Linked DNA regions of Mus musculus: region 1 is linked to region 2. The links are chromatin loops, found by intact Hi-C in ENCODE. Cell type or tissue: gastrocnemius. All regions are shown on one strand. Links, peaks and the distances in the headings refer to the core of each region. The heading gives the core; the rest is flanking DNA. Region 1 has its middle 7.9 kb from the start of Gm32897. Region 2 holds the start of Casz1 (castor zinc finger 1).

Region 1 (15,623 bases), core at 5,083-13,082, 49 kb after region 2:
GTGTGGTACATGTGCCTGCTTGTGCACATATGAAGTACAATGGGTATCTTCCCGCTCTCTGCCTTAACGCCCCAAGACTGGGCCTCTCACCACATCAGAAGCTCATCAGCATTTTGGGTGAGGCTGGCTGGCCAGTGAGATCCTGGGCTCTGACTGTTTCCACCCTCTGGCATTGGGAGTACAGACACACAAGCAGAGCCATGCCTGTCTTTTTAAAATCATTTATTATTTTTTAATTGTGTATGTTCATGTGTCTGTGTGTGTCGGTGTGTCTGTGTGTGTAAGAATAGGTGCCCAAGAGGTTCAGAAGAGTTGAGAGCCATCCAACATGACTGCTGCAGTCCATCACCAGTCCCATGCCTGGCTTTTTGTGGTGGCTCTGGGATTCGAACTCAGATCTTCATGCTTCTAAGAGACAATGCTCTTAATCCATTGAGCCACAGCTTTGACACCAGCCTTTCAGTGTGTTTTAGACAATTTCTCTCATTTATCATTGTGGTTTTAAGGTCTCTGATATTTCCTACTGTGGTATATAACCAGTTGCTAATCCATCCAGTGTGTGCGCCATTCTGAATGGTGACTCCATATATCCTTGAAATTTTAATCAAGTCTTTTTTATTTCAGTATTGGAGACTGGAGCCAGATTGTGCACATGCTGGACACATTCTCCACCTCAGAGCCACAGATCCAGTCCCTGTCGCTGTTTTGAATTAGTGAATCAATTTCTAAAATGTGTGTGTGTGTGTGTTGTATGTAAGTGTGTGTGTCCATGTACACAAGACAAGCAGTCAATGCCAGGTGTCTTCCTCCACCACTCTCCACCTTATGTCTTGAGACAGGTTTTTATGAGCCTGGAGCTTAGATTCAGTTAGAGTAGCTGGCTAAGTAGCTCCAGGGATACTCCTGTCTTACCTCCCCAGCAGTAGGGTTGCAGGGGCACACCACCTCATCTGTCCCTTTACATGGGTGCTGAAGGACCAAATGTGGCTTTTCATGCTTGGGCAACAAGCACTTCATGCTGAACCATCGCTCCAGCCCAGTCTTGGTGTTTAAAAAATATTCACACACACATACATATGCACTTGTGCACATACCCACACATACACACATGTAAACACACATGCATACATGTACACACACATACACACATGCAGATACACACACACATGTACAAACTCATGTACACATATACAAACATACACACACACACATACAAACATGCATACAGATACACACATGTACATGCCTGCACACACACATACACGCACACACATACATGCACATACATGCACACACATACACATATGTATAAATACCCACATGCACACACATATACATATGCATGCATATATATGTGCACACATACATACATGTGGTGAGGTGGGGATCACATATGTGTGCTAGTTTCTATGTGTATGTAGAGGCCAAAAAGTTGATGTCGGGCATCTTCCTTTAGCATTTCTACTTTTTTCCCTATGTTATCCACTTCCTCCACCTTCCTGACTATGAAGGGCACGATGCTGGTGTCCTTGTCTGCTAGCCCGACCGACCATTTGTGACATTTCTGGGTCTGTTTTTATTGATCCATTTTTCTCCTAGATATGGGTCATTTTTTCCTCCTTTGCTTGCCTGGTAACTTTTATTGGATTTAGGACATTTTTTAAAAATAAACTTTTCATTCTGGAATAATTTTAAATTTACAGAAAAGTTTCAAAAATAGAACGGATAATGCCCACACCCCCATTCCGTGCTCCCACTACTAATACCACATGCCACCATGTAGCACTGTCAAAACTCCAGAATCTGGCATTGACATGTCGCTGTAAACTAGCTCCAGACTGGGGGGGAGTAGTCAGTTTCATTCACTTCTTCTTCCTAGCCCAGGATCTAATGTAGAACATCACATTGCATTTAGTTGTCATGGCTCCCCAGAGTCTCCTGGTCTGTGACAATGTCTTCACTCTCTTCTCATTGTTCATGACTGAACTGGTTTTTATTGTCAACACAAGCTAGAATTACCTGGGAGAAGAAAATCTCAATTGAGCAATTGCCAAGGTCAGATTGACCTGTGGTCCATGTGTGTGGGAGATCATCTTGATTATTAATTGATGCAGGAGAGCCCAGCCCACTGTGGGCAGCACCATCCCTAGGCAGGCAGTCTCGGGCTATATAAGAAAGCTCGCTAGGCTGGTTGTGATGGTTCAGACCTCTCTAATCCCAACATCAGGGAGGCTGAGGAAGATCGACCTCTATGAATTTGAGACCAGCCTGGTCTATATAAAAAGTTTCAAGCCATCCAGGGTTACACAATGAAACCTATATCAAAAAAAAATGGAAGGAGGGAGGGAGGGAGGGAGGGAGGGAGGGAGGGAGAGACAGAGAGACAGACAGAGAGACAGAGAGAGACAGAGACAGAGAGAAGCTAAGCATGAGCCAGAGAACAAGCCTGCCTCTGGTTCCTGCCTTGAGTTTCTGCCTGACTTCCCTCGGGGAAAGATTATGACTTGGAAGTGTAAACCAAATACATTCTTTCTCCCCAAGTTGCTTTTGGCCTGGGTGTTTATGACCTTGCCATTCTTTAGGCGTCTTGGCCAGATATCCTAGAGCACGTTCCCCATCTGGGTTTGGCTGTTGTCTCGGATCACAACGGATTTAGGCGTTAGAGAAAAGAGAACCACAAAGGTGAATGTCCCTCACAGAATCCTGGTGGCTTCACCAGTGAAATGGGCCCCGTGGCTTGGTTGCTATGCTAGCTGCTGGCTTTCTCCATTAGCAATAGCAAAATGGCTGTCTTCCCTTTCACTTCCTCTTCTTTGGAAGCAGGTCGCAGAGCATAGTTCACACCCAAGGGCTCATGGACTAAACTCCACCTCTCTATGCTGTCTCCACACGCATTGCTGGAAATTATTTCCAAGGAAAGATTCACCTCTTCTCCTCTATTCATTTCACTGTGTGGTCTATGGATTGACACTTTGTGTCAGGTCCCTCTGTCCCAGGATCTAACCCAGCACATCACACTGAGCCTGGAATCCCGGACCCCACTCAAGGGGTAGAGGTGGAGGATCTGGAGTTCAAGGTCAGCCTAGGCTATATAGCTAGTTGGAGGCCTGGTCTTCATAAGATTCTGTCTTCCAAGACAAAACCAGACAGGCAGTGGTGACGCTGGCCTTTAATCCCAGCACTCAGGAGGCAGAGGCAGGCAGATTTGTGAGTTTGAGGCCAGCCTGGTCTACAGAGTGAGTTCCAGGACATGTCTGGTATTTGAAGAGTAAGAAAGTAAACATGGCCTGGCCAGTGTGGCCGGTCCAGAGGCAGAGCTAAGCAGTGTTCTACATGCCCAGTGTATTGGTCTTAAGGCTCTGACAACAGTGCCAGACAGGAGCTACTTAAAGAAGGGAGGGTTGCTCCAAGCTCACAGTTTGTGGACACACAGTCCATGATGCCAGGAAAGCATTGTTGTGTTTATAAAAAGATAAGGGGAGAAGGAATATGTTTGGTGAAGGTATAGTCAGGTGTGGGGGAAGGGGGTGCCTCGGTAGGCCCATGTTGAGGCATCCCTTCCCCCTGAGGAACCAGCCACATATAGTATAGTATAGTATGGTATGGTATGGTATCTCATATATATATATATACATATATATATATATATATACATATATATATATATGTATATATATATATATATAGTAGCGTTTATTCAGGGCATGGGGAGGGGAGTTGAGAGGGTAGAGACAACGAAAGGGAGAGAGAGAGAGAGGGAGAGAGAGAGAGAGAGAGAGAGAGAGAGAGAGAGAGAGAGGAGGGGGAGGAAGAGAAGAGAAGAGAAGAGAAGAGAAGAGAAGAGAAGAGAAGAGAAGAGAAGAGAAGAGAAGAGAAGAGAAGAGAAGAGACTGAAATGAGTGCATGGAGGGGGGAGGGGAGCGAATGGGGAGAGAGGGGGGAAGAGGCGAGAGGACACAGCTGAAGCTAGAAGGCAAGAGAGTAAGGGAGAGAAGATGGGGCACGGCCCCTTTTATAGTGAGTCAGGCAAACCTGGCTGTTGTCAGGCAACTGTGGGGCGGGGCTTAGACAAAATGCTAACAGATTTGGCAACAGGAGCTTAGGGCAGCTGGTCACATGACATCTGCAGTGAGGAAGTAAAGAGGGATGCTGGGATACAGCTCACTTTCTCTCTCTCCTTTTTTTTTTTCAGTCCAGGACCCAAGACTACAGAATGGTGCCACCCACAGTTGGGGTTGGTCTTTCTACCTCAATTAACCTAAACTTCCTACCTCAGGCTAGACACCCCTTCACAGACATGTTCCCAGAGCTTCGTCTCCAAGGTGATTCTAGATATTGTCAAGTGGATAATATTAACTACCAAACTCAGTAAATAGAGCAGAGCAAAACGAGGACACTGTACAGTTGCTGCGGCTGCGGCTGCTGCTGCACGCAGCTCCTGGAGGCAAACGCTATCACCAACAGCATATAACCAAACAACATAGCTGTGTTCTAATAAAACTTTATTCATAGATTTGGGAATTGGGGTTTCATATCATTTTTATAGACCACAAAATAATTTTTAACTGTTTTGTTGTTGTTGTTTGGTTTTTTTTTGAGACAGGGTTTCTTTGTGTAGCTCTGGCTGTCCCTGGAAGTCTCTCTATAGAACAGGCTGACCTCAGGCTCAGAGATCTACCTATCTATCTCTGCTTTCTAAGTGCTGAGATTAAAGGTGTGCACCACCACCGCCCACCTTACAAAATGATTTTAAGATTTGTTTTTAAGTGTGTGTGTGGGGGGGCATGGGCATGCAGTACCCATGGAAGCCAGAAAAGTCCTCCTAGAACTGCCAAATCCCCTTGAACTAGCTGTTCTAACTAACTGTTATGGACAGTTGTGAGCTGTCTGGTGTGGGTACTGGGAACCAGACTCCGGTCCTCTCTAAGAGCAGTACATGCTGTTAACCACACAGATACACACACACACACACACACACACACACACACACACACACACACACATGTGCACGCGCACACACACACACACAGGCTGGTATATACACACACACAGAGACACACGTGCACACACACACACATACACAGACTGCACCCACACAGGCTGGTATACACACACATACACACAGGCTGGTATACACACACACACACACACACACACACACACACACAGGCTGGTATATATATATATACACACACACAGATAGACACACGTGCACACAGAGACACATACCGAAATACACATATGCACATACATACACACACATACACACCCCCATTTACACACACATGGACATACACACTCACATGCACACACATATATTCATACATAGGTACATATAAGCACATAGATACATAGACATGTACATAAGATGAAATACTTCATGTTACAGTTAGTGACAGGCTTCTCTTCAGTCTACCACCTGCCAGAGTGAGGTCCCAATCCTTGAAACAACATTTGACACAAAGAGGGTGACTAGCAAGATAGAGAGAGAGATAGACCTATATACATAAGTACACACATGTACATAAATTCACACATACATATATACACGCATACATTCACATGTATGTAATATTACATCACACACACACACACACACACACACACACACACACACACACACACACACGATACTTAGCTGACCCTGTAAGTCCCTGAGCACTCATGACTTTGGTACAGCTGGGTTCAAATCCCCACTCACCCATTCCCCTTTCTTTGGGCCTTGGTTTCCACTCAGGGCAACAGAGGGTGTCTTTTGGTCATTATTGTAGGCTATTTGGTGAAGAGAGCCGGGCAGTGGCCGGCTCCAGTGAGCCAAGGCTAAGAGGCAGCAGGGACACCTTCAGAGCTCTGAGCGCAGTGCTAGGCATGCAGCCAGAATGCATCATGGTTGTCACTATTTTGTTCTGTTGGCCCTCAAGGCTCAGACCCACATAGGTGTGAAAGTGTGGTGCTGTTTGTGAGTCCCCAGCAACAGTAAAAGTAAAAGGATGTGTGTGCATGCATGTGCATGTACATGTGTGTATGCGTATGCCTGTCTGTGCATGCCTGTCTGAACATGCCTGTTTGTGCATGCATGTACACTCAAGCTTGCTATGGAACATGTGTTAGAAGTCACAGGACAACTTATTAGAGTCAATTCTCTCCTCCCACCATGTTTGCCCACCCTCTTCTCCCCATGTATTGAGCCTGCTGGCCAAAATCATCAGACTTGGAGGCAAGTCCCTCTACTGACTGAACTATCTTGCTGGTCCCCAACCTTGGTTCTTTTTGAGACAAGTTCTCCTATTGGCCTAGGGGTCCCTGTTATATTAGACTGGCTGGCCTGCAAGACCCAGGAATCCTCCTGTCACTGCCTCCTCAGCTCTGAGTACCAGGGGAACACTACCACACCAGCCTTTTCACACAGGCTCTGGGACTCAAACTCAGGTCCTAATATTGCACAGTGAACATTTTACTGTCTAAGCTACTCCCTGCCTCTGTGGACCCTATTTTAATGGTATCACCAACAATAATTCTATAGATTTGTGTTGAACCCAGGGGCACACATGTGCGTGCACAAACTCTCTCTCTCTCTCTCTCTCTCTCTCTCTCTCTCTCTCTCTCTCTCTCTCTCTCTCTCTCTCTCTCTCTCTCTCTCTCCATTCTACCTCTGAGTTACATTCCTAACTTGAATTTGTATTTTTACAAATCCAGGGTTTGGTGAGATGGCTCAATGGTTAAGAACACTGGTTGTTCTTTCAGAAGACTCAGGCTCAGTTCCCAGCACCCACATGGCAATTCACAGCCATCTGTAACTCCAGTTACAAAGGGTCTGACGCTCCCTGCTGGCCTCCTCAGGCACTATACACACATGGTATACAGACTTATACAAAGGCAACATACTTCCCATGCACAAAATGAAACTAATTTTTACAAGGAAGAGGACTTAAGATGCATTAGCCACAAGGCTATTATCTTTCCAATGTCAAACAGTCTATCACCAACCTAAACTGGCAGCTGAGCCAGGTTCATCCTTCCTGTCTCCTTTCTCCTCTGGGACCCAGCCTGTGGCTGCCAGAGAGTGACAGTTCTGGAGAGCCTCAGGGGCAACAAAGGGCCCCTGAATCAGCCAGTACTGACAATAAATCAACACATCTGGCATTTTCTGGGCACCCTATAACCAACCCAGGCTCTGCTGGGTACCTGAAGCTAGAGGTCAAAGGAGGTTCCTGACCATGGCAAGTTCAAGATCTCTCTCTATGTGGCAAGAGAGGTTACTGCAAATGCTGGAACCTTGAGATTGCTAAGGCACCCAGAGAGGATGGGTGACTATCTGGAAACCAGCACCACTCCAGAGCCAGCTCTAATCATAACATTTGAATGGCAGAAGGATCATGAGATTGGAGCCAGCCTGAGCTACTCAGAGATTCTGGGAGAGAAATGAGAACATCAAGAAAGGGGTGTGGGAGGGTTTGAAAGGGAGGGAGAAATAGGCACATGCCTTTAATCCCAGCCCGCAGGGGGAAGAAGCAGATGGATCTCTGGGTTCGAGGCCAGCCTGGTCTACATAGTGAGTTTCAAGACAGCAAGGGCTACACAGGGACACCCTGTCTCAAACAAACAAACAAACAAACAACAAAACAAAAACCAGAAAACCCACCTTGTTTTGTTTTGTCTTTTTTTTTTTAAACAAAATATTCTTTTAAAAAGGAGATGAGGCTGGAGAAATGGCTTGGTGGTTAAGAGCACTGGCTGCTCTTCTAGAGGTCCTGAGTTCAATTCCCAGCAACCACATGGTGGCTCATGACCATCTATAATGGGATCCGATGACCTCTCCTGGTGTGTCTGAAGACAGCTATTGTGTACTTAGATACAATAATAAATTAATCTTTTTTAAAAATGAGGAGGAGGGGACAGACCCCCTCAGTTCTCAGATGCCTCTGCCACTGTCAGAACCCAAGGCTTTGCATTGCTGTGGCTCATGTCCACTTGGAGACAAAGAGAATATGGGCTCCATATTCATCTTCTGCAGGCCACCCTAGCACAGGCTAGGGGCTGGACAAGTGACAGTCACCACAGCCACCACCATGGTCTCCACCTCCATCATCCCGACCATCACCTGCCGCCATTACTGTCCTTGCCACCACCACGGACACTGTAATTTCTGTCGTAATCACCGCCATCACAATCCCCACTCCATGATGTCAAACATCGTGATAATCACAACCCTCGCCGCCATCAATAGGCTGACTTCACAAATGTTATCACAAACCCACCATCATCATCACAACCACCACCACCACCATCATTATCACTGTTATCATCAGCATCCACATCACCACATGCCACGATCATATCCAGGTCTGTCATCATCACCTCTCCGGATTTTTTCCCTTCCTCTTTCCCAGTCATCACCATCACCACCATCACCACCACCATCACCATCATCACCATCACCACCATCACCACCATCATCACCATCATCACCTTCTCCTTCAACAGCACAATCCGATGTTTTCTTTCAAGCCTGACTCCCAAATCTAAGCCAGAGCTGCTGTCAGGGCAGGAGGGCTCCACTGTAGGGTATTGAGGCCCTGCTTTCAGATGCGCTCAGTGAAGCCCTGAGCAGCAACCAGGCCAGAAAATCTTCCATGTCCCCAGGGGCTGTGTTTGCCTCTGCTCTCTTACCCAGTCAGGTCCTTTGCCTGGAATGTGTCACCTCTGTGAGATGATTCAGTCTGAGATCCAGCTCCCTCTGGAAGCTCCAGGCCCTAGTTTAGGGAGTCTGTTCTGTTCCTGGGACCAGCCCTGCGCACTTAGGCTACGAGCCCTGGCACACAGGGTGCGTGTATCTTCCAGTTTGTACTCTGCTCTCTCTCTCACACACACACACACACACACACACACACACACACACACACACACACACACGCGCGCACCCACACAAACACACTCACACATATGAACACACATGCACACGCACAGTCACACAAACACACTCACACACATGCACACACACACAGTAACAGTCACACACAATCACACACAGGTGCGAGCAAGCACACAGGCACAGGCACACGCACACTGTGTTTCTTCAGGGCAGGCTGAGCCCTCAGTCTTTTGTCCCTAGCACGGGGTGTGGCTCAGGAGTTTCCAGACGTGTCTGACAAATGAGTGAACTAGAGCTGAATGTGTGTGTGTGTGTGTGTGTGTGTGTGTGTGTGTGTGTGTGTGTGTGTGTCCAGAGGGAGGAAGCAGTTGGGGGAACAGGATGGGGTCTCTGTGGGAATTCCCTTGAGTGAAGCCTGACTCCCATACACTCCATTAGCCAAGGAATACCAGAGCATTTGGGGGAAGTGCAGTCAGGGGTCATCCAGCCTCTAGCCTGGCCTTCTCCTCTGGGACCCCCAATCTGGGGAAGGTAGAGGAGTAGGTGGGCCATTATCCCTCTGGGCCTTGTACCCGTGGCCCCCACTGGGCCCGTTACTCCTTTTAGACAGACTGCATGTGGCCCCCACTGAGCCTGTTACCCCTTTAAGACAGGCCGCGCAGCTCCCCTTCGCTTGGTGAAACTGTTCAGTTTTCGGACAGGACAGAGGAGGGGGGTGGGGGGAGGGCACACCTGTTGTGGAACTTGAGAGAAGACTTATTTATAAATGTTCAGGGCTCGGGATTCTTGCAGAGCTGATGTCCGGAGGGGAAGGTCACCAAAATGCTTGTTTATAAAAGCAACAGCAACTGGGAACACCATAAACGGGCTAAACGATGAAATTAACAAGCCATCTGAGGCGGGGCACAGCGGGGCACGGCTGCAACTGCACTGGCCAGGGTGCCGCCACTGGCCAGAGCCCCAGGCCTGCCTCCAAGCCAGATCCCTCCCCACCCCAGCTGCCCTGCCTGCCCCTCAAACCCCAGCGAGCCCCGGTGCCACCCCCTGCCCCATGCCTCTCCCTGTCCCTGGCACAAACTGTTCCTTTATTACCACCGAGTGGCCACTGCTTTGTCCCCTCATGGCCCCCAAATGTACCAAGTTAATGCTAGATCGGGGGTGTGATTTAATTTTAGCTCTGAGAGGCCAGACCTGACTCTCCAGGCTGCCCAGGGAGAGCCTGGGGGGCTCCTGGAAGCCCCACAAAGCAGGCATCCCCACCCCCACACACACCTCCTCCCAGGACTCTCTGTCCAATTCCTAGTTTCAGGAAAGCTGTGTCTTCCTTGGGTGACTGATGGCTGAACAGGTGGCTTCTGGGTAGAGCGTGTCAAGTGAACAGCAGCGAGAAGTGGCCCTTTTATGGCTCACTTTCCCTGCCTGCCTGGCCTTGGCCTTGGCCTTGGCCGCTCACAGCTCTGGGAGCGCCCCACCCCACCGCACCCCATCAGGGCCAACGTTGTGCTGCCCACCAGCAGACCCCACACCAGCTTGCACCCCAGCATTAGAAGACTGTAAGCAATCATGGGGGACATGGGAACTGAGCCCCGCCCTCCTCCACACTCCGACACAATGCACACACTGCACGAGTGTTCACAGGCATAAGGAAAGAATCGCATGAAGAGAGGTCCTGTTCTAGATGCCTCTGCCTCTCAAGCTTCTGCCTATATTAACAAGCATCAGCCAAACTACATTTGATGAAGTCTTACGGCCAATGATACAGTTTACAGCCCTGCCCCCGGCCACATTCTCTCCCTCTCTCATCTCAGGCATGTGTGTAGATGAGATGTCTCCATCCACGCCAGCATCTATCTCCATGTGCCCCGTACTCTGAGAGTGCTCTTAGCATCTTCCTCCTTTGTCTTCCTCCTCTTCCTCCTTCTCTTCCTCCTCCCCTTCCTTCTCCTCCTCTTCCTCCTCCCCTTCCTCCTCCTCTTCCTCCTCCCCTTCCTCCTCCTCTTCCTCCTCCCCTTCCTCCTCTTCCTCCTCCTCTTCCTCCTCCCCTTCCTCCTCCTCTTCCTCCTCCCCTTCCTCCTCCTCTTCCTCCTCCTCTTCCTCCTCCCCTTCCTCTTCTTCCTCCTCCTCTTCCTTCTCCCCTTCCTCCTCCTCTTCCTCCTCCCCTTCCTCCTCCCCTTCCTCCTCTTCCTCCTCCCCTTCCTCCTCTTCCTCCTCCTCCCCTTCCTCCTCCTCTTCCTCCTCCTCTTCCTCCTCCTCCCCTTCCTCCTCCCCTTCCTCCTCCTCTTCCTCCTCCTCTTCTTCCTCCTCCTCTTCCTCCTCCTCCTCCTCCCTTTTTCTGGACCAGTCACTGTCTTTCACAGTTCTCTTCCCCTCTTCTCTCCTCCTCCTCTCATGCACGGCTCCTCCCCCCCATTCCGCCCCTCCCCGCCCTCCCCCCACCTCTGTCACAGAACACCTTCAGCCAGCACATGGCTTCTGCACACTGGACAGCGTAAACGCCATCGTCAGGTCTATTTTTTTCCCTCTGCCTCACTGCTCCAAGTCCCTAAGGAGAATCTAGCTTCAGCGTGTCCCCCTGCTGTGGGCTCTTTGAGAGAAGCAGTCAGTACTCTTGATATCCTAGTCACCCTTGGGCCCTGGCTCAGAGGCCTCTTGCTGTGGGCCTCAACAAACTTCCTGGCCTTTCCTGGGTATGAGAGATTGTTGGGCCCTGGGTAAGAGATCTGGGTGACCTGGCAGTGGAGGGACCAGGGCTGCAGTAGAGGCACTGGCAATGCTGCCCTTGGCTCCTGTGACTGCGCACAGGAGGTCACGGCTCCCTTAAAATGCTTTGGCTTCAGGTATAAGGATGGAGGCTTCGGAGACAAGAGAAGCCCTGGGAACCCAGAACAGCCCCTGTTGGAAATCACCCTCCGCCCACCTCATACTCAGAAGGAATCCTACCCTCTTTCCAGCAGCAGCGCTTGAATTTACAGGTTCCTCCCTATGACTACGTTAGAACAAGACACTGAGACAGACTGGGCAAGTGTGTAAATAACAGGAGTAGTGGTCCTCACACCAGGACAGAAATCAGGTGGGCCCAAGAGTCTCAGCCCTGAGCCCCTCCCCCACGCGCCCTTGACCTCCACTTTCCTTCATGGGCCTCACTCCCTTGTTCACCTATTCATTCACTCATTAGGCCAATGTTTGTCCAGCACCTACTATGTGCCAGCACCAGGTACATTAATCCTACCATCTGAAAGGAAGGGAGCAGTCAACAAGAAAACTGTTTCCTTCCTAGCTAGGATGAGAGTTTAGTTGCTAGACTGCTGCCCAGGTAGACTGAGGCCTTCTGGAAGTGGGAAAAGGGGGAGAGGGGAAGAGACACTTGTGCCTCAAGTCCCTCCCTCATCCTGCAGGAGCGGGAATCCCTACTACCTCTGATCACAAGTTGGACAGATCTCTCTTGAAATAGTTGTGAGAAACTCCTCGGTCGCTTCCCTGGTTGGAAATAGTCTCTTGAAACACAGTGGCACGCCTCTACTTGTGACAGGACCATCCCTGGGGCAGAACCACCTCTGGGGCAAGAGCTAGAAAAAGAAAAAGAAAAAAAAAGACTGTGAAAAAAGACAGTGAAGACACTGAGGCTCAGAGAGGTTAAGAGGATTGTTGACTGTCACACAGCTTGAAGAGCCAGGCCCAGCGTTCCTAGGCCACCTGCCCACATGTCTACCCTCCCCCTTTCTCTTTTCTGTTGGAGCCATTTCTGGTTCCAGAGCAGAGGGAAACAGCCTGCAGCTAGATGGGACAGGTAGAACTAGTGGGAAAAGGTTTTGCCCCCCACTTTCTAGGGCATCTGTCCCCATCTAAGTCCCCTAGACTGGGGCCACTGACCCTCTGTCTTCCTTTCTCTTGAGGAACCACAGATGACACAGCTGGCTGTGATTCCAGGCCCCAGTGCCAGCCTGGTTCTCTCCCTCCAGGCACACTGGGAAGAGAACAAGGCTGGGTCTCTGGGCTCCAGCTTCCATTGTCTGCTCCAGACCCCATCAGTGTGAGTGCGCGCTGCAATTACCCATCAACTCCCCTGCCCCGGGCTGTCGTGGAGGCCCCGTCCCCAGTGATTTGGGGGGAAAGGGGTTATTACAACTTGCAAAACCTTAAATTAAGAATGAATAAGAGCAGCGTCGCATGCCACTTCTGAAAGGCTGCCAGCGGGGCTGGGGTGGTGACAGGCGTATTGTGCTCTGTGCTGTCGGAGGAGAAACTGATGGGGTGAAGACTGGAGGTGGAGGTGTCGGCAGCTACCTGTCCCGGTAGAGGCATGGCTACCTATGCAGGATTCTGCCTGCTGGGTGTGGCTAGTGAGACCCTAATTGTGGCTGTAGTCTGGGGGAGAAAGCACACATGGGACTTGATCTAGATTTGAGTGGAAAGGGTATGTGTGAGCCGAGGTCTCCCTGGGGAGCTCAAAGCAGAGCCTAGGGGCTGAGAAACAGCTCATCAGAAAGGAAAGAGATAAATAGTGGTCTGAGCAGAGGGACTGGGGTGTGCAAAGGTCCTGGGGTAGATGTTCATGGCATAAGGCTGGTAAAGGACAGAAAATAAGGCAAAAGGAGTAGGGGGAAGAGAGGAGGGTTGTAGGGTGGACAGTGGGTAGAGCCACTCTCTGGAAAATTCCCTTGTGAGGGATCTGGGATCTGAAGGATGCAGAACCCAGCCTCACGCATGCTAGAAGATCATGATAGACCAAGCTGTACTCCGGGCCATGTGCTTGCGTTAAACCTGGTCTCTTCGGTGTAGTTCAGGGGCACGGCCAGGACTGTCTAGGGCCTCCTAGAAACCCGAGCTGTGAGCCTGTGGAGGCGGCAGTTGTGTGGACCAGCAAGGGTGGGAGCAGTGGAGAGATGTGGTCAGTCACTGTGAGGCTGTGGGTAGAAGACAGGCTGGTGGCAAGAAAGCAAGCATGCAGCTTAGGGGAGCCCTTAGACCATGCTGGGAAATAAGGAGGTTCAGCTTTCTCTATCTATGTTTAAAATAGTAAGCCATGCCAGGAAGGATGCTTCCGGGGCTAGGCGACAAGGTACAAGGCTCCGATCTGTGGCCCCCCAGCCTGCTCATGGGCCTGTCCCCTGACATAGAAGCCACCGTTCTCTGGAGTCCAGGGCTAGCGTGTGAGAACAAGCAAGAACCGTGATGCCGATGTCCTTAGAGCTAGTACACCACGACTCAGACCCACTGCCCATCTCCAGGAAAGAACCATCGCAGCCCAGTGTAGCAGAACTCTCAGAACCTCGGGTCTGGCCTGCGCATGCTCTGTTGAGTAGGGAGCCGACCACTGGGAGCTCTGGCCTTTCTCTTTGGGCATAAGGTTGAAGGTGGAGGCTCAAAACCCTTTTGCATTCATAGCCCAAGCTTCTCTGATATCTCAGTGAGGGCCCTGGGCCTCCTACAACCAGATGCACCGGTAAGCCAGGCTCCTGGGACCTGTGCAGCCCTGGCTTCCATCTTTGCTCAGGTCTCTCAAGGTCCTTGACAGTGACATAATGGCAGGAGAAATCTGGGGCTCACAGGGGCAGAGTACAGCGAGGAGTTCCTTCAAAAGCCACGCGACCCCAGGCTGCAGGGAAGAAGGGAGACTCGGGCAAGACAGACAGAGAGAAACGGACACAGAGACAGAGAAGGAAGGATGGGGAAAGAGAAAGGGAGAGAGAGGGAGGGAGGGAGGGAGGGAGGGAGGGATACGAAGATGGAGGGAGGTAAGGGAAGAGAGAGAGAGAGAGAGAGAGAGAGAGAGAGAGAGAGAGAGAGAGAGAGAGAGAGAGGCATCCCCTTCCCAGGCCAGGAGCCCAGGGGCTGCTGTTCATATATCTGTCCCTGGAAAATGTATATGCAGCTTATGGAAAATATTAATAATGTGCCTTACACCAAACTGGCCCCCTTCCATAGTGCATGATCTAAAATTAAATCCATTTCAAATATACAGTAGATCGAGTCAAGCTAATATAAATGAAGCTTGATTAACGGGCAGTGCGCTGGCCTCCTCTGCAGGCATGAGGGGGCAGGGCTGGGACCACCTTAGCTCCTCTTCTCTGTAGCCCCCCAGATTCCCCATGGCCTCCCAGCTCCTCTTTACCTGAATACCTTCTCCCTCCTAACCTTAGAACAATCCTGTCATTTGTCCAAAGTGCAAAGTCAGGGGCCACTATTAGAGCGGCGCAGTTGAGCAAGACAGCTCAGCCCCTCAGGACAGAGTTGAGGCATAGAGTTTGTTACACACACACACACACACACACACACACACACACACACACACACACGTATGCATGCACACTAATATACACACATACACATACACACACATACACATATACACACATACACGTGCACACATGCACACACACATACACATATATACATACACACACATATGCATACTCACATACATACACACATACATACACACACATATATATATACATGCATACACACAGATACACGTATGCACACACACGTGCACGAACACACACATACACATATATACACATGCACACACATACATACACACACATACATACACACAATACACACATACATATACATACATGTATACACACACACCCCAGCACCTCGCCTTGCTCATCTGTTCTATAGGCAGACAGCAAGCCCTGCCTAGGGTTGTCTAAGTGTTAAGCGAGCTCGGGGTGCAGGTAAGGTAGTTCTTCATGTTAGTTACCCTCAGAGGCCAGCCCTCATCCCTTCCCAGGCCCCCAAC
Region 2 (15,623 bases), core at 4,331-12,330:
GGCCTCGTGAGGAACCTCCTGAGGACTGGGCTTCTACTCTCCCCTCAGATTCCCTCCCCTGCCGCCGTCTCTTTCCTCTGTGTCCTCAAGACTCCTCTCACCTTGAGAAGTGTTAGGAATTACCCAGCATTTACACTCAATGCTCTTCTGTATTCCTTAAGACTTATTAAGAATGATAATGAGTTCCGAAGGAGCTATGAGCCTTTCTCTCTCTTTCTCCTCTCTCTCTCCTTTTCTCCCTCTATACACCCCCCCCCCCCACACACACACACACACTTGCTTTTCTTTCTCTACATGTCTTCTCCACAGAAGACACACAAGACAAATCCGGACTAAAGTTAGGGGGTGGGGGTGGGGGATCCGAGCAACCTGGACGAAGGGCACTTGAGGATTCATGCGCTTTAGTTCATCTTTCTCTGGCTTCTCTCTAGTTGTCTACAATTATTATGATTTTAGAGGAATCTCTCTTAGGGCAGGCCACCCCTCACTCTGCTGGACTTTGGACAGGAGTAGGGGGCAGCTGGCCTGCAAAAACCTCGTTAACATTCAGTTCTTAAACGGTTGATTAATCTTCGCAAAATTTACGGCAGGCTTTAGTCGCACCCCCCCCCCAGACCCCCTGCAAGCTGTGGCCTCAGAACCAAAGCAACTCAACTTGGTGAACTTGAGGGGGTAACGAGACGGGGGCTGTCTCTCTGCCTCCAGTGGACCCTTGCCACTGGAACCACAGGCAGCCGGGTGACAGATGGAAGGCACACAGATGACACTACCCAGGCTGTAGACAGACCTGATCTCTGAAGACCAGAGGGGAGATCCAGGGCAGCCAGGGCCATGCCTAACTTTTAGCTACTCGGGGGGTTTCATGTGAAGTGGAGGAAGGCAGCAGCCAGTGGGGCAGAGAAGCAACCAAGCAGAGTTCAGAGCTGGCAAGGACACGGAGCCTTGCGCCCAGGAAACACACTCGAATCCCGGGCAGAGGGACTGACTGGCCTTATCGGTCTGCCGGGCTGCCCTTCAGAGAAAAGGAAGAGCAGATCCTAATGAAATTACAGTTTTTAAAATGTCTATAAATTAAATCTATCTCCCTCTCCCTGTGCCTCAGCCCCAGCTCCTCTAGCAAGGCCTGTTTGCCTCAGCCCGCTCCCTCTGCTCATGCCTGTTTCTCTGATATAGACATCAAGAGGTTACGGGCTCAATTATAGCTCTACTGGAGTCCCCGCATCAGACTTGCCTTCTCTTCTTCTTCTTCAGAAGCCAGATGCCAAATAAATCTCTCTTCTTTAGATTTTTATTGTCAATGCCAAAAGCTAAAGACCCTTCCCATCGACTCCCAGTCTTTCTGCACTAGTTCAGAAGGAGGCAAATGTTCTTTAGAATGTGTCTGAGGACAACACAAACGTCTCCCTCTCCGTCCCCCCACCCCCACCCCCCACCCCCGCTTCTGAAGGGCACACGCAAAACCTTGGCTCTCTATGAAATCTTTAAAAGAGGTGGGGAAGCCGGTGTCAGTGTGCTTAATGTTAGTGGGGAGGGCGAAAGAGCAGCTGGCACGTAGAAAACCTAACACATTTCTAAAGTTAAAAGCTGACATCATAAGGCTTCTCTCTAGCAGAGGAAGGTCCATTTAAAACCGGCAGAATATACAAGGTGACTGATGAAGAAAGAGAAAGGACGGTCTCCACCTTCCTCACACTGTCACAGTGTGCCTTAGGGAGCTTTGTCATCAGGCAATCACACGCTGAAAGGGCCCTCTCCCCCCACCAAGGAAAACAAAGTTACTGTATCTGAGTTCCAATCAGTCAGAGCTGTTGATTCCTGAGAAGGAACCAGCTTCAAGTTGGAAGTCTAAAGGAGAAAGAAAGAAAGAGGGGGAGGTGGGGGGGGGCGAGAAAGAAAAACCCAAACTCTACCATCATGTTGGAAAAATAACCAGAAAAGATTCCAAAACCTACTTTTACAGTAAAAAAGTGCTTAAGAGAAAGTGCTTAAGAGTGCCAGAGGATGCTGAAGGTGGACAGGAAGAGAAAACTTGGTCCTTCTAATTAGCCAGACTGAGGGAAAAAAAGAAGGCAGCTAGCCCGGTGTGAGCACATCACTACCAAGTCATTAATTCTTTCCTGTAAACAATTTAATTAAATTTTGCTAAATACAGGAAAAAATACTCATTTTGGACTGCTATCCCCCCCCCCAAGCCTCAAAAGCAAATGTCCTCAGCCCCCACCCCCAGTGCTCACACCTCCAGGCCTCCCTGTGTACAACCTTCAGGAGGCTGCCAGCCCACGCAGGGATTGCTCTACGCAGGGGTGGGAGATGGCAGTGCCCAGGTCTGAAGCTGACATTTCAGCTTCTAAAGGAAAAAAGCTGAGCAAAATAAACTGTTGACTTTTTAGCTAAAAGTATTTTCTTGTTCTAACTCATGTTCTTATGTTACTGAGCTTTAAAAAAAAAAAAGAAAAAAGAAAAAAAGACAAACAAGAGAGAGGAGAGAGAGAGAGAGAGAGAGAGAGAGAGAGAGAGATGACTTTCCTTGAATGATCTGTTTAACCTAAGCCAGAGGAAAAAAAAGAAAGTCATTAATTACTTATGTGAGCTATTGCTTCAGAAAGACAATAAACCTGCCCGGTCGCCATGGATATGACATATTTGCTCTGAAAACAACACAATAATTAGCAAAGGGGAAAGATACAAGGAGAATATGCAAACTCCTGAGTTTAAAGCCACAGTGCTCTTTTTACCCCTAAGCCTCTGCTCTGTTTGCAATCCAAATCAAACAAAAATTTAAAATATAGCAAAGAGGGAAATAGCAGGGTTGGCTTCCCCCTCCCCTCTCCCGTGAGCTGAAAAGCAACAAGGGCTCCACCCGCCTGCAAAATAAGACTTGGGGGGGGGGGCATGTATTGCTTGTTTGTTTTCTCCTAGCAGGGGTAAAGTCTTGGTGTTTTTTTTTTTTTTTTTTAAGTGAGCTCTTATTTAGTATTGGGCCTTCTGGCCAGATATAAATTTATTTATGAAAGTCAAATGCCCTGTGTGTGGTTCATGCCCCCCCCCAAAGTAAATGGAAATGTAAGGGGGGGCTGCAGTTGAAAAAGCTAACCAGCCTATTCCAAAAGCACAAACTCTGTAGGGGACCTCCATTCCCCCTACCTCCAAGAAAATGGAGCCTGGGTCTTATTTTAATATTAAAAATGCATTAAATGGTTTTACCTACAACTTAGTCCCTAAGGATCATTACGAAATGCAATCGCTTTGTATCATATCTGTCAGCGTGATAAATATTGGAGCTAGAGAAGGTTTGCATTTTTTTTTCAGGATGTCACCAATCAAGATGGTTTTTTTTTCTGCCTTATTTTCTTAATTCACTGACTCCCCCTAACCATGACCACCACACACACACACACACACACACACACACACACACACCCTAAACTGAGAAGGAGAAAAAGTTGATATACTTTTAAACACCAACCACAGGTCAGTAATACTCTCAAAAAGCAAGAAAAAAGCTAGGAGTTAAAATTTTGGGGTGACAACTTCCCAAAAGAGGGAAAATTGCAGTATCCTATTAGCTTTGACTGAAAACCTTTTCCTTCTTCCCAGAGGCGAAATTCCCAAAAACAGATGGTCAGGATCTCAAAGAAAGTAAATATACCTCAACCCCCACAGGCAGAGAAATCTAACTTTGAACTTCTTTTTAAATTAAGGGGGGGGCAAGATAAACTATTAATAAGAATGAGAGATGGGTTGCGTTTTGTTTTTCTTATTCAAAAAAAATCATTAAGCACAAGGGGAGCAGATATAAAGGGGGAGGCGCCTATGTAACAGACTTTCCTATTTTTTTAAACAATAGTTTTTTTTTTTTCAGATTGGCCCCTTTGATCTTGAAAGAATTTTGCTCTTCTATGATGGGGGGGGGGAGGGCTCGGTGGTGAGATGATCCTGCTTTAAATGGTGACGCAACTTGGGGATCAAAGCCTTCTCTTTCTGTTAGCCATAATAAGCTGTACTTGCCACGAAGCGGGAGTCCCCCGGGCTCCTTTCCTTCGTCAGAAGGAAATAAAATGAGTTGATACTCAGAGCAAGACACGAAGGTGCAAAGTCTAAAAACAAAATAAAACAAAAAGGGCAAGGCGGAGGGGAAGAGGGAGGCACTGGCTCTTTAAACGTTTTAGTGCATATGGAGTTTGATTTCTGAAAGAGATCAGTTTAACATCTCCATAGAAACCAGCAACAGATTATCATCAACAGAATAAATAACTAGTCTAATAAATTAAACAGGAGGCATAAGATCGCTGGAAACCTGATTACTGAAGTTCAACAATATTCCCCATAAACCCTCGTTAACCGCCTCTAAGGTGGCTAACAAGATGGGGTGAGGGGGTGTCTTTCGGATACGCTAGGTTCCGTGAAGACTGACGCTGGACGCTGCCAGAGGTGGAAGAAAATTCCCCTTCTCGGTCCAGGAAAGGGTCTGGGAGTTGCAGTGAGGGGCGAAGCACAAAAAGCCAAAGTTTGGGAAGTGTGAAAGTGGTTCCAATTGCGCGATACAGTGCGGGGTGCAAGGACCGCCCGGGACGCACCGCTCGGCCGCCACTGGGGCTCAAGCTAAGAGCTTTGCGCTTGGGCGCGGATCTGCCCAGCGCCCCCTCCGGGCACGTGGAGTGCAGTCAGGGCGCAGCCCCGGGGGACCAACTATCCCCCGCCCCACGCCTGGCGCAGCTGCTCCTGCTCAGCCGGGACAGCTCCCTTTAGCATGGCGGCGTGTGTGTGTGTGTGTGTGTGTGTGTGTGTGTGTGTGTGTGTGTGTGTGTGTGTGTGTGTGTGTGTGTGTGTACGCGCGCGCGCTCTGGGCGGGGGGGGGGGGGTGGTCACCAACGTTACCAGACGATCTGTTTTCCAGTTCCCTTGTGCGCTCTCACCGCGCGCCCATACCAGCTTGGAGGCGGCCTAAATTTACCAACTTTGTCCGGAGACTACTTTACCCCATCCCACCCCCAACCTCTGTGACTGTATTAAGCGTTAGCTGGACAGATACACACACCGAGGGCCGCGCCCCCCACACTCCTTTGGAGAAGCGACGTACACGCTCAGTCTCCCCAACATTCTGCCAGGTTTAGGGGAGCTCCAGCTCGGAGGAGGGGTATTATCCCTGCTGGAACACATCTTCCACCCAGGCATCTACATCTTCACCCTTCCCAGCGTGACTGGATGGAGGTCCTCGCCGCACCCAGGCCGGCTTCGCAAGCCGAAGCTGAATCTGGAGAAACTTGTCTGCGGGGAGAAGCGGTCCCTGGCCTCACTCCTCTCCTCCCCCAGCTCGGGGACCCCGGTCGGGGAAGACTTGGAAGAAGAATCTGTGCCCACCCCCTAGAGAAAAATCTATTATTATGATCTTAATCTACGCCCCCAAAGTGTCCCTCCCGCTGTGATTGACGGCGCATACACCTGTTCCCCTCTCAGAGTAGAGTCCAAACGCTGGGGACAGACATTCGCTCAACCGCTTCTCGGCCGCCCAGCGCCCGCCCGCGCCCGGGCACCCCCGCCCGCAGCCCCAGTGCTCCCCTGGTCGAATCTCTCCACCCTAGGAGGCCGCCCCCTCCCCTCCCAGGCCTTGCTCCCCGGCTTCTCCCGCTCCGGGTCGCGCTGGCTTCGAAAAGAGAGAGAAAGAACAGAAAGCAAAACTTCCTGGCGGCCGACGGTCATCAGCTGCACATTCTGCAAATGCCACCGAGTAAAAATAAACCGGCCGCCGCTCCGCCCGGCCGGCTCACCCCGGGCGCACGACTCAGCCCCCTGTCCCGGGAGGTCCACGGCTGAGGGTCTGTCTGGCAGGGTCCCCTGATTCCCGCGCACCCCTCAGAGTCCCACTCCGTCAGTTACCACTTGACGCTCCTGTATAGTGAAGGTCGACCCAAGAGTCCTGGTGGCCCAGTCATCTCCCCTTCACTGTCCCCTGTGCCCCTACATGCTCCTGTCCTCTGCCAGGAGCCGATTTCAGCCCCATGTCCTCTCCACACGCTAAACCCCCGAGGTCCTCCTCAGCCCACCTAGGGTCACAGACCCCGTCCAATCCTCTCCTATCCCTAGAGAGAGCCCCCACCTCCGGCGCCGGAGCTCACCGCTCCACCCGCAATCGGGCCTGCCAACCCAGCGTCCCAAGTCCCCGGGCGCAACTTCTCTCTCCGCGCACACAGTAGCCGCCACAACTCCCCCGGAACTTTTCCCCAGATCCAGGGCGAGCTTCAGCCGACAGCAGAGCGGTCGGAGCCAGTACCCAGCGTTGCGAGCCGGAGCCCGGGGGGGGACTCGGGGGTAGGGGGAAAGAGTAAGAAGCGCCACTTGCCGCGCTTGGAGCGGCGCACTTGAGATAAACTTCCCAGGCACAGATAGAAAAGGGGGCGCCGCTCCCCAGATCCCAGAACCCTCTTGCCTTCATTTTCCCACCCGGAGCTCCCCTTGGCACCCTGCGCCTACGCGAACACTGCCTACCTCTGCTGGCAGAACATACACCCCGGTGTCGGGGCACAAGAGCCGGCTAGAGGAGATCCCCACCCACCCCTTCCCTTGGGCAAAGTCTTGCAAAGTCACCCCAGGAGCCCCTCACCCCTGCCTCCTTCTCTCCTCCAGACAGCTCACGACCCCCCTGCAGCAGGAGGGGGCGTGGGAGAAGGAACGATCACCCAGTATTGGCAAGCACCTGCGCCCCCAGCCCACTGCGCGGAAAGCGCCCCCACCCTAGTTGCAAAGTCCTGTACTCGTGCCTGGCACCTCCCCCTCTTCTCCCCTACCCCGCCGACCCCTCAGTTGGAGTAAGTGACCCCCAGGAGCTGCAGCCCTCCCTCCACTGGAGCGGCTCGCCGGGCATTCCCCTGGTCACTGCGGGCGCCGCGCCGCCCCGCGCCGGGGTGCCAGCCCTCTGTGCCCCCTACCTCCCGTACAGCCGGAGTTGGGTGGCAGCCGCCGCTCGCAGGCTGGCTGGCTCGGTCGTTCGCTCGTTCGCCCGCTCCCAGCTGCAAGCGGCAACCCCGGGGGTAGTGAACTGCACCGGGACAAGGGTGAAACCTGGAGGCGCCCCAATAGGCCCGCAGAGGTGGAGGGCTTGAAGGGGCCGCGGTGGAAGGAGCGCCGAGTCTCTTACCTGCACTTGGGGCGGCTTTGGGTGACTTTCCAAGTCCGGGGAAAAATGTGTGTGTGTTTGGGATGGAGCGCCGCGGGCGCGCATGCGCGACCGAAGTTGCCGGATCCCGGATTTTTCGCTCCCAGTCTCCGCTCTCGCCCGCTGTGATTATGGAATTCTCCGCGGCCGAACGGGCGAGTGGGTGGCATGCAAAACCCGGGCCGGATCGCGGGGCTGGGCTCCGCTCCACCCTCACACCCCCAGACCTTCCCCTCTAGCATTCTTCCCACCCACCGCCAAGGCTGGGCTCCGCGTGCGCGCGCGGCGAGATCGGCCAGCGAAGCAGAATCAGAGCGCGCTGCTCCCTTGTGCGGTTCCGGAAGGTTTCTACACCCTCTGAATGGAGTTGAGACTGGGACAGAAGAAAGGGACAAGGGTGCGTTACTTTCCAGCTATTCTGAACCCTTTGACACCCCGAGTTTGGTTCCCACTTTTTCAATGAAAATTGGCTCTCTTTTTTGCAAGCCAGACTGTTAGAAGAGTCGAATGAAATCTTCCCTGTTTGATATTTTCTTTGCTCTTACTCTCTGCAAAGGGGAGTTTTCATTCAGCCCCTTATGCAAGAAATAAATCCTTAAGTGAGCAAGACAGGCCACGCAGAACAACCTTACTCTATGCGTGGGAGGAGGGCAAATCATGTGCATTAAAACGAGAATGCTGCAAAGTGAAAGATCCACGGAGAAAGCAGAGTGTCTTGGGGGAGACGATCCCTTGGCCTGGAGATGGGAGGTGACAGCCGTTTTCATCTCCCCTGAAGGACACTTTGCATCCTTGCAATACCCTAGCAGGGCCTCTTAGCTGTCTACGCGGGTCACCGGTCCTCTGGCCCTAACACCTGGTCCTTCCTCTCCCAGTCAGGCTACCACACCCCAGCATAGACTCAGCGATGATACCCATTTTGTTCCTACTGCAGAATTCAGGATGGAAATTCAGGAAGTGAGACCAAAAAAAAAAAAAAAAAAAAATCAAAGGCGAAGGACCCCCAGGCAAGATGAGTTAGAAACTGACCGCTGTAATAGGCAAATTATTAATTGCATAAATAAGCAAAAGTGCAAAGCATAATCCAACTTCGAGGTGCACTTTACACAGTGAGTTCTGCTCAGAGAAAATGCCGCCCACAATGCCCAGCCCTGCTGGGGACTGGGGCCTACTGGAAAGCTTTTGCTCTGCTTCATGACCCTACTGTCTTGCCTGGCCAGCGCTAGGACAGTCGCCTGCTGGGATGTGTTCCCTGCCCTGCTGTGAGCTCAAAGTTCATTGGTCCAGAGGCAAATGACCAGAGTCTGAGGCTCTCTGGCCCTGAGGTGGTAGAGTTCCTAAATAAAACCTCTGGGTCAGTGCTGTGAGGTGTCACACACTCCTCAGATGCTATGGTAAGTGACAGCTGTGTCACACTTGTAGGAAAATAAACTGGAGCAAAACAAAAACATACACAACAACAACAACAAATCCAGACCTCACTACTCAGATTTGACAGCCCACGAAGAGCAGATTTGGGGGTTTGGACAACCCCAAATCCACCAGTTCATCTTGGTCTCTTCCCTCCTTATTCCAAGAATTAACAGAAGTCATCTGCAGCCGCAACAGACTGTGGCCTACGTCTCCCCTTCCATCTCCCATCCTTAGCTCCCAGGCTTCAGACTCATCCAAGTATTTCTGAGATACTTGAACCTGGTGACTCAGGAGAACACATGCCCTCCCCACCCCAATGCCCCCCTCCCCCAGAGATCTCAAGCTCAATCCTGCCAGCCCACACGGAGAGAAACTGAGTCACTGTCATCCGAGAGGTGACAAAGTAGGCCTGCTCACCACTGCAGCAGCAGCCAACAACTTGAGCTACAGGGACAGACCACCAGCCACTCACCAACTGGGTGACCTTGAATGAGACATTTGACCTCTGTACCTCAGTTATCCCAACAGAGAAATGGGGCTGATAACAGTATTGCTGTCTGGGAGCGTTGCAAGACTAACGTAGGTTAATGCAGGAAAAGGGCTTGGGCCAAGATATTGATCTGTAAGTGCCAGTAACTGTCCTTGTTCCTGGGGACATCCAGTACCCCTCCTTCCTTCAAGTCCTCTCCCCATCCCTTCTTGTCCTCTGTCTAGTTTCCTTTTGTTATGTTTATTTGGAGTAATCCTTTGCTCATTCATTCACTGAGTATGTATTTTCTAAGCCCAACACTCCACAGTGGGAGACAGAACTGAATTAGACAATGAACAAGGCCTGGCCAGGAAGGGGATGGTGACAGATTTCTTTCTACATCATTATCAGACCCACCTCCATTCCTAGTATTAGGCTCAACCCCTTTTCCCACTAGAATTGTCCATACCACATACACATATTCCATTCCACCTTCCCCTCAACATCACAAGCCTATCTCTCCCACTAAATGTTCATTAACCCACTTATTCTTCACTCCACTTTTGTTCTCAGGAGCTCTACAACCCTCTCCTAATGGGTTCCTCAATGGGAACCTTGCCCGTGTGAGTGACTAACGTCTTAGACAGGCTGAAGGGCAGAGAAGGCTCCTGTTGGACCCCAACATCTTCCCACGCCTAACTCAACAGAGGGGAAAAAAAAATATATATATATATATATGGCTAGGGGACTTCCATTCACCAGGTCCTGTCATTTCCTCCTGCCATAGTTCTTGGCCTTTCTCTGTTACTTTATCCTGTTTGTGGATATACAATGAGTTTGCTTGTACATTGATTGATTCCTGTTTCCTTTCTGGCTGCCCCTGCTGGAGTGGAAGCATCCTGCAAACAGGGACATGGTGGCTCTTGGTGTCCCGGGTACCTATGACAGTGCTTGGACTATAATAAGCCCTCACTGGAATCAAGGTGTCTTGAAGTGTCTACCCTAGGGAAGAATGGCCAGAAAGAGCCCAGACAAGTGACAATTGACTTAGTACAGCCTAGGAGACACCAGGTAGATGAGTGATCTTACCTGGGTTTCTACTCTCTGGCATTTTGCTGGGTCCTGGGGTGGGGGTTGGGGGGGGAGGATGGAGGTGTCTCTAGAGGCTTGTATCTTAGCAGAGAAAGGTAGACAGTCTCCTGCCTCTGTGTGGAATGCTTGTAGTCGAGAGCCTATCTCATTTCTAAGTCTCTAGGGAGACGTCCCCCATACACACACTGCCCCCACTGAATGCAGACAGTGTCGTTATCTCTGGAGCTCAGGAGCCAAATACTGTGTCTGAATAATTGATTATGAAACAAACAAATTTAAGCCAGCCTCTATTGCTATGATTAGGAAAGCCTTGGAAGATACCCCAGCTTAGCTCGCCTCCTGGTTTTTTGGTTCCTAATCCTCCTTAAGGACTGAAAGCAAAACCTGACCTTACATCAGTAGCCCGTGTTTATGGAATGGTTACTATGTATGTGTCACGGAGCACTTGGGTTGGCTCAGCCTCCCCACACAACATCAGGAAGAGGTAGTTACACTGATGAACATAATACCCATTATACAGATGGGGATGCAAAGAACAACTTCCCCAAGACTGAGGTAGACAGTCTGAGTCCCTCAGGACCAGCTACACTGGCAACAAGAGCATCAGAAGGAGATGAAGCTAGGTATGAGGATGTACTGGACGAGAAGAACATGGCCGTCTCTCCATGTGTGCTTCAATTGTTTATGTGCCCTGGTTGGTCTGTATTTCTCTTTTACCCTAGGCTGGCCTTGAACTCAAGATCCTTTTGATTCAGCCTCCCAAGTTCTAGGGTCAGGGTGTGCACTGCCAGATCTGGCTCCTTTACATCCTGTCACAATCTAAATAACAAACAAACCCCCTAAACTATGACAAAGTATTTTCTACACAGCAGGCAGTCAATAAAAAGGGGGGAGTCATATCATATTTTTGTTCCCCATTTTGCCTGGGCTATTCTATGCCTCGAGGTTCTCCTCGGGTAGGGGTTAGTTTGGGGGTTCGTTGTGTCTCAAGGAGCTGCTGTCCCAGTAGGTACTCAATAGACGCCTAGTGACTAAATAAACAAGTGTCAGAGACAATGATTATGGTGATTAAAGGGCGAGTTGTAATTAAAAATAAAAAGAGCTGAGTTCATTCATTTTATTTACGAATGTCTCTCTTGGGAGTGTCCCGGGGAGGCAAGGCAGGGAGAGGGGCTTTTTCCTAAACTCTGAGTTCAGATCTTAGATCCCATCCACAAGTCCCTCCGCCCCAGTACACTCTCATTCCTTTGGCGAAGTCCACAATTATTTGTCTCGTATTATGTACACAACATATATTTGTTATAGAAAATTCAGAAAACACAAACAAAGAGAAAATGTAATTTTCTTTTAGTGTGTACCAGGCTGGCCTAGAATTCCTTAAATAGCTGAAAATGACCTTCCACGGGCTCCACCTCCCAGATACAGGGATTACAGGCGTGTGCCATGCCCTGCTTATGTGATGCAGGGAGCTCAGCATTACCTAGTGAGCTACAACCCCAGCCCCTTTAATCCCACTAACCATGACTAATCACCTTGAAGATTTTTAATGTTCTTAAATTTTTATTTTGTTTTTTTCCCTCATCTTCTTCCACAAAATCAGAACCACACAGAACATATTAGACAATTTTTTCTTAGCCTGCCACACGTATGTAACATGTATTTTTTTTACATGCTTAGATATTCTTTTACAATGTGACTTTTAATGACTGTACAACGGCGTTAGATGATAATTTACTCAAACAATCCTTCACTATTGAACACTTTGGACCCATAACTTGTTCCCAATTCTTTTCATTATTATAAATAACCCTAATGAATATCCTTGTCCATAAATAACCACATGAATTCTTTAAAGTGGATTTGCTGAGTTAAAGAGCATGCATACATTTCAGAGCTTTCGAGACCCATCGCCAGACTGCCCCCTCAGGGAGGGGAGGGCGTCGGGAAGCTGCCCTCCCTCCGGGAGGCTCTACCAGCCCACCACCACCTCACTCTCTCCAACCTTCAATGTTCTCTCTCTTTTTAACCCCTGCTAATTTAATGGGTGAAGGAGCCTGTGATTCCAGTCATGAATCCTTATTAGAACCAAGCTGGCCGCATGCAGGGGCTGTTTCAAGGTTCACACGGCCTTGCTGAGCTCCTCAGCCTCAGCAGAGATGGGAGAAGGACTTCCGAACTGGAACAGAATGTGGGGTCCTACTTCTCCTCTTCGAACCGGAGCCAGCACCCCAGACTCTGGGCCAATATGCTCATCCCACAGGAGGTGGGGGCATAGGGCTGAGCCTGTCTGCTCAGCCCAGGGGGTGGGGATGGAGGCTAGGGGAGAATAGGGTGGGTCAATCTTTCAGCCTCAACTGACTTGGGCTCCCTCTTCCTCCTACAGATAGATCTACTTGTACCTTCCAGAAGCCTCTTGACAGAAAATCCTTAGGGATTTTTATGCCATAAATACTACCTGTTTTCCTGAGCTCAAGAGCCACTGGGTACTGGCTTTCAGTTTCCCTGCCAGACTCTCAGCTCCAAGCAAGGCGCTGGGTGTTTTTCTCGCTAGCTGCTGAGAGTTTCTCCTCCCTTCTTGCTTTGTTCTCACTAACAGCCGGTTTGGTTTTGTTGTTGTTGTTTGGTTTGGGGGATTTTTTGTTTTTTTTTTTTGGTTTTCTGTTTTGTTTTTGGTATTTGTGTTTACCCCTGCCTGGTCAGGAGAAGAGCCCCAGGTGACTCATATTTTCTTGTAGGAATAGTCTCTGGCCCCATTCTCTCTCGTCTCTACCACATTTCCTCGCGGCTTTAGCATCTTCCACACTATCTACCAGAGGAAGAGAAGTATCAAACTTCAAAAAAAAAGGGGTTTGGGGAGAGAGTTCAGTGCGGACAGTTTTGGGGGGAAAGGTTTAAATATAAAGAACCTGCAAACAGTGAGCACACAGTCACACTGTGAGAGTCAGGTATTGGGGTGTGGAATGGCCTCTAAGATGTAAGGGGAACCCACCTCAGCTACCTCCGCAGCTTGCCTGGGCGTGGGGTGTCCGCAGAGGGCGTCTTAGGCAGACGGTTGGATAGGGCAAGTGTTTTCTGGTGAGGCTGTGGGGTCTCTTATTGTCTTCAGTTAGGATTGAACTGGGGGCCTTGTGCGGAATAATCAAATATCCTTCCACCAAGCTACACCCCAGATCTGCTTAAGGTACCCAACTCTCTTGAATTTTTTGATCCCCCTGCCTCAGCTTCCTGAGCAGCTAAGATTACAGACAGGTCTGCATTCCCAGGCCAGGCCCCTGTTGTCCCTTTAAAGAAGGTTTGGAGGTACGGCTGTGCCCTGTAGCCTGGCAGGCACTTGAGTTGGCAGCAGATACCTGAATACACAAAGGGACAGCCAGGTGAGGGGCAGGGCCGCCTGCTGACATCACCTCTTACCCAAAGACTCATGGGCCAACACCTTAGCCACTCCCACGCCTGCCAGGGCGGGGTAGGCCTGGCACCAGGGCCTGTTGAACAAGATAAACCTCAAGATTGAAAAGTCAGAGGGACCTGCCTCCCCTCTCCTGAGTTGCCCTTCTAGTAAGAACCATGCTTCCCATGGCTGGCTGTCCCCTGCTACATAGCACATGTCCCCATCTTTGACCCTTAGCATTTTTCTTTCCTCCCAGGTCTCTGCCCAACTGAAATCAGCTCCAACTTCCGTAAGCACAGCCCCTGCCTCTTCCATCCTGGGAGGTCGATCCTGCCTGAGGTTGGCATAGCAGGGCACAGGCGAGGGAAACTCGCCCTACCACTCCAGAAGTAGCCATGCTTCTACCCGATAGAACCTGTGGAGGTGGCACCGAGTCCCACAGAGGGCAGGGCCGGCCAGGGAGGCAGGAAATGGCTGTTTTGCTGATGAAGTGCCTCGTGTCACATGGCAGGAGTGCCAGGTAGTTGAGTGTGGGTGGGGAGGACCTCCCAGCTCTGCTGGCCTGACTTGGATGTATGCAGAGGCTCTGCCTACCTCTCCAGCCTCACCTTCTACCCCTTTGCTACTCTCTGCTCCAGCCAGGCAGAACTACATAGAACAAGTTCAAGGCCAGCCTGGGCTACAGGAGACCCTGTCTAGAACAACGAACAAGATCAGAACAAGAGGAGTGGTCTGCTCTCGGGAGCCCTCCTCGATGTGGTCCTGCCCAGGGCTGAGCTAGGTACCTCAACACATGCTGCTCCAGCTCTCCATTATTTATCCCATCTCAGTACATGGTCATGGTCTTCTACCTGCACCCTGCTCAAATTAAACTGTGCTTATGTGTGTGTGTGCATGTGTGTGCGTAAGTGTATGAGTGTGTGTGTTTTAAAATAATCTGTGTATCAGAGCATGGGTTTTATATATAATTTGGTCACATGGGTTCAAACTCTCAGCTCAACCCTCTGCTATGTGACCTTGAGCCTTTCTCTGCCTCAACGTCCCCATTTGTGACACACCAGCAGATCTGCCTCCCAACATTGTGGGAAGAATTCATACAGAACCCATCCTGGATTTGTACTCAGTAGCTGTTTTATCATTTCCAGCCCCCTGCAGAATGCTCAGAAAATGTCAAGTGAGCAAGTCACGATTGTTTGACAGGCAGGTATGCACTCTCCTGTGTGTGTGTGTGTGTGTGTGTGTGTGTGTGTGTGTGTGTGTGTGTGTGTGTAGATGCTTGGCAGACACCATGTATATGGGTAGGATGGGGTGGGACTGTGGGGGTGGAAAGCATGGTCTGTGCGAGGACTCAGCTCCTGTCCACATGTGTGTCCACTATGAGAGGTAATGGCTTGGTTATTTATGGCCAGGGCTTAAGGAAAGGAAAAAAAAAAGACAAACCAGTGTTCAGTAATGACAAAGTAATTACCTTTTTATTATTTTTTCAATAGAATTCAGAGGGAGTGTGGGCCTTGGCTGCAGAGACTATGTAGCCTGACTTCCTGGTGTTTTTCCTGCCCCCATTCCCATTTCCCCAGCAGGGCAGACGTGTTGGACAGTGCTAAACATAGCTCCTTGACATGGAGGAGTTGGAGACTGGAGAACAAGGCCACCTAGCTAGCGAAACAGAGCCATGGAGTCGTTCTGTGCTGCCCACAGAGACAAGCCAGACCCAGAACCAGGAGCCAGGAGAGCAGTCCAGAGATGGAAACTGAGGCCCAGAGCATGAGGCTGCCAATGCTCCTGTGACCGTGCAGGGAGTGGTGGTGGTGTGGGAGCAGAGCCCATTCTTCTGACCCAGACAGCGTTGCCTCCTACAGAATGGCTTACTTGAAAGTGGGGGGGGGGGCGGTGGTATATGTGGTCCCTAGATACCCTCAGCTCAGATTTCTTCTTGGAGGGCTTTGTCTTGCTAGAAGGTGGTCTGATTGTTGAAGACATAAATTCAGAGCAGCAGGCCTCCAGTGTTGCTCCAACAGGCTGTGCTCCAACTGAAACTGACTAGCTAGCCCTTGGCCATCTGAAAGTAGCCTTTTCCACAGAGCTGTGAAGGGAGCAAAGGTCAGCAT

What was found. Peaks named below come from ENCODE experiments on the same cell type or tissue, not always from the same donor. Only the 100,000 strongest peaks of a DNase experiment are listed, where the experiment ranks them.
Region 1: it touches region 2 in a loop (11-fold over the local background); 11 of 42 quality-filtered maps call a loop at or near these places.

What each region holds. Positions count from the first base shown.
Region 1 is chr4:148,747,518-148,763,140 of GRCm38, reverse strand. No RefSeq gene overlaps it. Among named protein-coding and RNA genes, the nearest start is that of Gm32897, 7.9 kb to the right of the region's middle. In gastrocnemius, for the core only: a CTCF peak has its summit at 11,441; no DNase peak of the experiment used is centred there; H3K4me3 peaks cover 1,797 bases; H3K27ac peaks cover 4,800 bases.
Region 2 is chr4:148,796,027-148,811,649 of GRCm38, reverse strand. It overlaps Casz1 (castor zinc finger 1), which reads right to left and starts at 7,258. Exons shown (of 21, transcript NM_001159344.1): 1 at 7,136-7,258. In gastrocnemius, for the core only: CTCF peaks have their summits at 4,647 (motif pointing left) and 7,495; DNase peaks (open chromatin) are centred at 4,644, 5,489, 6,722 and 7,300; H3K4me3 peaks cover 3,626 bases; H3K27ac peaks cover 5,016 bases.